2 separate regions of the Homo sapiens genome follow, and region 1 is linked to region 2. A link is a contact called in ENCODE Hi-C or POLR2A ChIA-PET data. All regions are on one chromosome and are shown on one strand. Each heading gives the region's core, a stretch centred on a gene start or an enhancer-like site at or near the end of the contact. The rest is flanking DNA. Distances are from core to core; before and after follow the strand shown. Region 1 overlaps POFUT1 (protein O-fucosyltransferase 1). Region 2 holds the start of KIF3B (kinesin family member 3B).

Evidence for each region. A loop is a pair of places that touch in the nucleus more often than their neighbours do. ChIA-PET counts read pairs that join two places held with the same protein, here RNA polymerase II (POLR2A). Pooled maps may share reads with other maps.
Region 1: a loop to region 2 is called in a map of Right ventricle myocardium superior, with 2.1 times the contacts of the local background. The contact joins the enhancer-like site here to the promoter of KIF3B in region 2. A Hi-C loop is called at or near these places in 6 of 168 maps with a recorded cell type or tissue (Caco-2, Right ventricle myocardium superior, astrocyte of the cerebellum and 3 more), 1 of 37 single-sample maps with no recorded cell type and 14 of 50 pooled maps. POLR2A ChIA-PET finds 5 or more read pairs at or near these places in 18 of 52 experiments (A549, A673, B cell and 13 more).

Annotation. Positions count from the first base shown.
Region 1 is chr20:32,225,005-32,228,852 of GRCh38, reverse strand. POFUT1 (protein O-fucosyltransferase 1) reads right to left here. Exons shown (of 7, transcript NM_015352.2): 5 at 398-590. It overlaps LOC124904884 (a long non-coding RNA gene), which reads left to right. Exons shown (of 2, transcript XR_007067560.1): 2 at 1-3,848. Among named protein-coding and RNA genes, the nearest start is that of MIR1825, 11 kb to the left of the region's middle. Within about 2 kb of position 1,377, at least 6 of the 41 ENCODE cell types and tissues checked have a DNase peak (open chromatin) inside an H3K27ac peak, as active enhancers do.
Region 2 is chr20:32,275,002-32,279,174 of GRCh38, reverse strand. It overlaps KIF3B (kinesin family member 3B), which reads right to left and starts at 1,524. Exons shown (of 9, transcript NM_004798.4): 1 at 1,410-1,524. It overlaps LOC124904885 (a long non-coding RNA gene), which reads left to right and starts at 1,632. Exons shown (of 2, transcript XR_007067561.1): 1 at 1,632-1,871; 2 at 3,533-3,756. RefSeq lists silencers at 1,149-1,328, 1,349-1,508 and enhancers at 1,162-1,672, 1,719-1,768.

The sequences.
Region 1 (3,848 bases), core at 128-2,627, 50 kb after region 2:
AGGATGACATCTTCATTTCTTGGGAGCCATGCCTCATCTCCACAGTCAGTTTTTCAACACGGAGTCTACCAGCCAGACACTGAGCTAGGACAGGGGACTCCTGGACTGTGGCCTCTTTATGGCTTGCTGCCTGACCTGGGGTCTGGCTTGATCTCTCAGTTTATCCATCTGTAAAATGAGGATAAAAACAGCTGCTGCTAAAGTGAGACCTGGCTGGCAGGCACTCTGGAGTTACATTTTGATATGTGCTGCAGTGGGATGATGGGACACAATCCCACGAACCAGAACAAGTGAGAGATCTCTGCTCTGGCTGGGACGCGGGGCCGATCCCTACAGGCCAGGGCCATGCTCAGGGACACATCCAAGTTAGCCAGTGAGAGAGGAAGGGGGAAGTTACCCAGTCAGAGCCAATGCGCAGATGAATGCCCACATAGGGCCGGACAAGGTGGGCATGAATCTGGGCCTCTCCCGTCTTCACCATTTCGTCTGACCATACCATGTACTTCTGTAGTGGCCTGTGTTCCTCTAGGACGGGGAACTGGGCTGGGGCTCCTGGCAGGGCAAGCACCGGATGTTCCTTTGGAGAAAATCTAGACAGGAGATGGAATGAGGGAAGTCAGAGGACGCACAGAGAGCCTGGCTGCCACCCCCACGGGAAAAAGGATGGTGTTGCACCATGCCCCAGAGACCCTGCGGAGGGGCCCCTGCAACACGCAAGAAACACGAGAGGTTGTGAAATACCAACGGGCTGATAAGGAACCTTGGTGGCGGCGGCAACAGGCACAATATGCAATACTGTCCCGCCACATGGAATTTACAACCCTCTTTGCTTGTCGAACAATTAAAACTTTACAGGAGAGCATTCCAACCTTTTATATGTCACACTGGCTTCCAATCTGCGGTGCAGTAATTCATTCCAGGGTGGGGTGTCTGGACCAAGCCTTTGCCCTTTTACCTACATGGCAGGACTGGGACATGCAGCTGCTTACAGAAGCAACGGCCAGGTCACACTCACAGGGACTATGTATACTGGATTTGAATCATTCATTCAACATTTAAAAAACATTTATTGATTGCCTACTATGTATTGGGACCTGGAGGAAAACAAGACAGGCATAGTCCCTGCGCTATGGAAGGGAGCAGGGGTCTGCAGGTGCCCCTATCATGCCCTCCCAAGCCCCTGCTTCCCCCTCATACACAGTCCATCTCATAATTATTTCACCTCTGTCCTTGCTGTGGGAAGGCAGTGCTCCAGTATGCGCAGAATAGTGTCTGGCACACCCAAGAGCTTGGTAAATATTTTTCTTTTCTTTTTCTTTTTTGAGATAGGATCTTGCTGTCACCCAGGTGTCACCCAGGCTGGAGGGCAGTGGCGTGATCTCGGCTCACTGCAATCTCCGCCTCCAGGCTCAAGGCAAGACCTTCCCATCTCAGCCTCCTGAGTAGCTGGGACTACAGATAAGTGCCACCAGGCCCAGCTAATTTTTTACATTTTTTTTGTAGAGACGGGGTTTCGCCATGTTGCCCAGGCTGGTCTCGAACTCCTGGACTCAAGTGATCTGCCTACTTAGGCCTCCCAGTGTTGGGATTACAGGTGTGGGCCACCGCGCCCGGTCAATACTTCTTGACTGAACAAATGAGGAGCAAACCTGTGTTCCCTCTTCAGCTAAACCCAGACTACCTCTCAGCAGCACGAAACCCCTTGCTGTTCCATGTTCACAATGCACTTTCAAGTTCTAGATCTCTGTATACTTCTTCCCTCCAGCTGGAGGGGGGAAGTGCCTTCTGCCAGCCAAAATCCTTTCCTTAAAAGTATGAAATGGGAACAGCCATTCTGGAAAACAGTTTGGCAGTTAGGCATGCAGTTACATGACCCAGCAATTGTACTCTTAGGCATTTATTCAAGAAAAATGAAAACTTATGTTCACACAAGCCTATACACCAATGTCCCTTGCAGCTTTATTCATAAAATAGCCCCCAACTGGAAACAACCCAGACGTCACTCACAAGTAAACAGTTAAACAAACTGCTGTACCTCTGTATCATGGAATATGAACCCCACCAAAAAAAGGAACACAGTATCAATACAGGCAACAATTTGGATGATGTCAAGGGAATTATCCTTGGGTCAGGGAGGGTGGGCAATCTCAAAGGTTATGTATTGTATGGTTCCATTTATATAAACATTTTAAAACAATAGCATGGAGAAGAGATTAGTAGTTGGCAGAGGTTAGGAATGGGGTGTATATGTTTAGGGAGGTGGGTGTGGTTATAAACTGGCAACACAAGGATCCTTGTGATAATGGAACTGTTCAGTGTATTAACTATAGTAGTGGATACATAAACCCACACACGATAAAACTGCACAGAAATACACACACACACACACACACACACACAGGCATGCACTCACACACTCAGAAGTAAGTACAAGAAAACTGAGTAAGATGGGTAAATTGTATCAATGTCAATATCCTGGTTGTGATACTGTACTATAGTTTTGCAAAATGTTACCATTGGGGGAAATTGGGTAAAGGGTACATGGGAGGTTGCTGTCTTATTTCTTACAACTGCATGTAAATGTACAATGACCTCAATGAAAATTTCAAATAAAAACTATGAAATATTTCAAACCATCCAGGCAAATACAGAAAATAATTTAATAATTTATATACCCATGACCCAAATCAGCAGAAACTAACTTTGCTTTGTTTCAGGTTTAAAAACAAAACAAAACAAACAAAACAAAAAACACACACCTAAATACAAGCTCATCCTGCCATCATCCTTCCCAGAGGGTAATGTGTTTTAATGTATGATTGCACTTTTACTATAGACATCAAAAAGGAGGGGAGTGTTCTTCTGCGTGCTTTCTATGGAGTGGAATGATGAAGATTGTAGGTTAAGCCAGAATGCTTTGTTCCAATGTTGACTATGCCACTAGCTAACTTGGGCAGGTGACTTTACCACTCTGTGCCTTAGCTCCTCATCCACATAATAGAGATAACAGTTCCCACATCATAAAGCTGTTTTTTTGTTGTTGTTTTTGTTTTTTTTCAATTGTGGTTGGGTGTGGTGGCCACTTCTGTAATCCCAGCACTTTGGGAGGCTGAGGTGGGCAGATCACTTGAGCCCAGGAGTTCAAGACCAGCCTGGGGCAACATGGCAACACCCCATCTATCCAAAAATATCAAAAAATTAGCCAAGTGTTGTGGTGTGTGCCTGTGGTCTCAGCTACCTAGGAGGCTACATGGGAAAATCGCTTGAGCCTGGAAGGTTGAGGCTGCAGTCAGCCATGATCGTGCCACTGCACTCCAGCCAGGGTGGGAGGGTGAGACCTTGTCTCAAAAAAAATTTAAAAAAGTTGACCGGGCGCGGTGGCTCACGCCTGTAATCCTAGAACTTTGGGAAGCCAAGGTAGGTGGATCACGAGGTCGGGAGATCGAGACCATCCTGGCTAACACGGCGAAACCCCGTCTCTACTAAAAATACAAAAAATTAGCCACACGTCGTGGTGGGCACCTGTAATCCCAGCTACTTGGGAGGCTGAGGCAGGAGAATGGCGAACCTGTGAGACAGAGCTTGCAGTGAGCTGAGATCGTGCCACTGCACTCCAGCCTGGGCAACAGAGCAAGACTCCGTCTCAAAAAATAATAATAAAAATAAAAAATAAAAAAAGGTTGTATATATTTACGATATACAATATGATATTTTGATCTACATGTATGTAGTTAAATGAATAGTACAGCCAAGCTAATTAATATATCCATTTATAGGGCTACTGAGAGGATTAATGTATTATCAAAGCAAAGCATTTAGAACAGTACCTTGGCACACAGAAAGCTCTC
Region 2 (4,173 bases), core at 275-2,774:
GAGGCAGGTATATCACTTGAGGCCAGGAGTTCGAGACCAGCCAGGCCAACATGGTGAAACCTTGTCTCTACTAAAACTACAAAAATTAGTGGACGAGGTGGTGAACATCTGTAGTCCCAGCTACTCGGGAGGCTGAGGCAGGAGAATCGCTTGAACACACGAGGCGGAGGTTGCAGTGAGCTGAGATCGCGCCACTGCACTCCAGCCTGGGCAACAGACTAAGACTCTGTCTCAAAAAAAAAAAAAAAAAAAAGGATTCTTAAGCAGGTCCTTCCCTTTACTTTTCTGAACCTCAGTTTCCTCATCGGCAAAATGAGGATGACATCACCAGGCACCTGGCAAAGTCTACATAAAGATTAAATGAAATAATATGCCTGGTAAAGTGCTTCTTAATCATATGCTTGTAAATAGTTATTACTGCTTTAAGCACTTCCCAAAGGACACAAAGATGCCTTTTTTCTTCTGGAAGGGTCAACGAAGCCCAGGTAGAAAATGAGACCATGACCCCAGCTATCTACAAGGGGTTGACCTCAAAGAGTTTCCCAGGACTACTTGTAGAAGTACCTCCCTTGCTCTGAGCAGAATGGAGAAGTAAAACCGGGGTTGGGGGTTGGCATTGCAGTAGGACTACCCATATGAGCTGGCACTCTACACACCTACACCTTACCTGTCCCAAAGTCATCTCCTCCTGGAAGTCTTGCCCTCCTACCCTGGACGCCTCATAATAGCTGGTTGAGCACTTACTATGTGCCAAGCTACTTGACATACCCAGTCTCACTGATTTCCACAGTAGTCTATTACCTCATTTCACAGATAAGGAAAAGAAGACTCAGAGAAATTAACTTGCCCAGGGCCACACAGTTACTAAGTGGAAATGCCACGTCTCTAACTCGCTCAGACTTCAAACTGCCCTCTTGGTCTCCCATCTAGGGTGCCCTAAGAATTCTCCCTCTCCCCATTTAGGGCACTTTCACATACACTTCTCATTATCTTTACCACTCTGAGCAGCAATGTTAGGACCCCATTGAATAAACAGGTCAGCTAAGGCCAGGGAGGTGAAAAGACTTGCCCAAGGTCACACAGCAAGCCCAGCACAGCGCCGAGGTTCGGACCCCAGGCTCTCGCTTCCCCGCCCTCCTCCCAAACTGGGGCCCTGACCACCGCCTCAGGGCCCCCAGGTGGGCTGCGACCCAAGGTGGCCGTGTCTGGGGGTCGGGCCGCGACCCTGCCAGGGGAAGGAGGGGCAAGGCCGTCCGGACTACCAAAGGATGCCTAGGAGGCAGGGCAGAGGATGCTCCGGCTCGCGGGACAGCAAAGCCAGGCAGAGGCGCGGGCGCAGGTCGCAGGGAAAACCCCAGGCGGCCACAGGATTAGCCCTGCTCGGTGGGCGCCCGGCCCCTCCGACTCACCTGAGGCCCGAGCCGAAAGCGGGCGGCGGCGGCGGCGGCGGCGGCGGCGGCGGCGGCGGGGGCGGCGAACCCCTGGCTCAGCCATTCCCCGCTGCCCCGGATGGGGAGAGACAGTGGCCGCTCACTTCCTTAGCAACCTGGCTCGGCGACCCACTTCCTTAGCAACCGGTGTCAATTTCAATAACTTTATTGGCACACGAGCAGAGGACAGGGAAAGCCGGCTGGAGGGGTCTGGGCGGGGCTCAGGTCGGTGCTGGTGTTTAGCGGGGGCCCAACACACCTCGGTCTCCTCACCCACCTAAGCGGGGAGAGTGGCGCACAACGTGGCCTGACTCCATCCTCTGGTATCTCGTGCCTCAGTTTCCCATCTGTAAATGGAACACACGCGATTTCAGCCGCCGTTCAACCTTTCTAAAAGCTTTCACATCCATTATCTGACTGGTGTCTCAAACTGCTACTGAGGTAACTCCCATTTAGGGTGCCCCCAGTGACTCAATACGAACACCTATAGGCACCCTTGTTGTAGCTTTCCTGTCCTTCACCCAATCCAGTCAGTCACAACCGCCCCAGGCAAGGCCAGGCCACGCTCATCTCTAGCCTGCCTGAAATATCTGGTCTGTTTCCATTCTTTTGTCCAGCTCTGTCCGAACAATCCATTTTCCATAAGGTGGCCAGAGTAATTATTTAAAACAGATCATGCGGCCAGGTGCGGTGGCTCCCGCTGTAATCCCAGCACTTTGGGAGGCTGAGGCAGGTGAATCACCTGAGGTCAGGAGTTCGAGACCAGCTTGGCCAACATGGCGAAACCCCGTCTCTAATAAAAATACAAAAAATTAGCCGGGCGTGGTGGCGCATGCCTGTAGTCCCAGCTACTCGGGAGGCTGAGGCAGGAGAATCGCTTGAACCCGGGAGGCAGGGGTTGCAGTGAGAGAGATGGCACCACTGCACTCCAGCCTGGGCGACAACAGCGAAACTCCGTCTCAGATATAAAGATTAAAATAAATAAATAAATAAATAAATAAATAAAACAGATCATGCCACTTTCTGATTAATACTCGATTTAATGGAGTCTCATTGCTCTTAGAATCAAATATGAAGTCCTTATTACTTCCTGCAAAATTCGTTAAAACTCTATTCCAACCACACTGGCCTAGAAGGGCAGGTTCCAACCCCCATGGAACTTACACCTGCTGTTCCCCACTAAATAGAAACTGCATAAGAGCAGTCTTTTATTTGTTCACTCTTGTATCCACCATGCCTGGAACCAAGCTTAGTCAATAGTAGTTGCTGAACAAATATGTTTTGCTCCTTGAATAAATGAATACCTGAGATGGTCTTCTTCATCTGCCTACAACTACTTTTTGCCTGTTGTGGCAGATATTGCTACTTCCTCTCAAAAACGTTATTTCTTCCTGCTCCTGGACACACAACTAGACAGTATTTCCCAGCCTTCCTTACAGTTCAGACCAAGTTCTGGCCAATTAAATGTGATGTGTGCTATTCTCAGGCCTGGCCCATTAAAACTCCCACATAATTTGATTTACACTTTCTCTACAGTGAAGAAGTTTATTTTTAAATAAAATAATAAAGGAAATACCAAAAGAGACTGCACCCAGCCTCTTTTGGTATTTCCTGAAGCTAATAATTGCCTCATTTTTTCCCCCCTTTCATTAGCTTTCTTTGCAGATATTGTTAATTTTTTCCTATGTGGTTAATAAATTAGACAAAATAATCAGCAGTGATTTTTCCAGATGTGTAACATAACAATTCGGCTAGGCATGGTGGCTCATGCCCATAATCCCAGCACCTTGGGAGGCTGAGGCAGGCAGATCACCCTGAGGTCAGGAGTTCAAGACCAGCCTGGCCAACATGGAGAAACCACGTCTCTACTAAAAATACAAAAATCAGCCAGGAGTGGTGGCAGGCACCTGTAATCCCCACTACTTTGGAGGCTGAGGCAGGAGAATTGCTTGAACCTAGGAGGTGGAGGTTGCAGTGACCCGAAATAACCCTATTGCACTCTAGCTTGGGTGACAAGAGCAAAACTCCATCTCACAAAAACAACAACAACTTAAAAAAAAAAAAAAAGTTCATGAGTTCTCTTTTGTTTTTTTCTCCTGAAGGCTTCAGCTCTGATCTGGACCAGTGCTCTCCAGGCCTACTGCACAGCTGTCATACTGAACTTTCCTATATCCTACACCTGGTTGGGATTCCCTGTGCCCTGGACCTTGTGTCTCAAACTTCTAGATTGTGGATTTACTCTGTCATCTCTGTGCAGCACATCTTTCTGTAGATTCCTGAGAAAGGTTGCAAAGAAGCAAATATATTTAGTCCTTGTATGTCTAAATATGCATTTATACTGTTTTCACACTTGATTAATAGTTTAGCAGGGTATAGAAATCTAGGCTGAAGGCCAGGCGCCATGTCTTATGCCTGTAATCCCAGCACTTTGGGAGGTCGAGGCAGGCAGATCACCTGAGGTCAAGTGTTTGAGACCAGCCTGGCCAACATGCTGAAACCTTGTCTCTACTAAAAATACAAAAAAAACATTAGCTGGGCATGGTGGCACATGCCTGTAGTCCCAGCTACTCGGGGAGGCTGAGGCAGGATAATCACTTGAACCCAGGAGGCAGAGGTTGCAGTAAGCCAAGATTGCACCACTGCACTCCAGCCTGAGCGACAGAGGGAGCCTCCATTTCAAAAAAAAAAAAAAAAAAGAAATCTAGGCTGAAAATTATTTCTCTCAGAATTTTTAAAACATTGC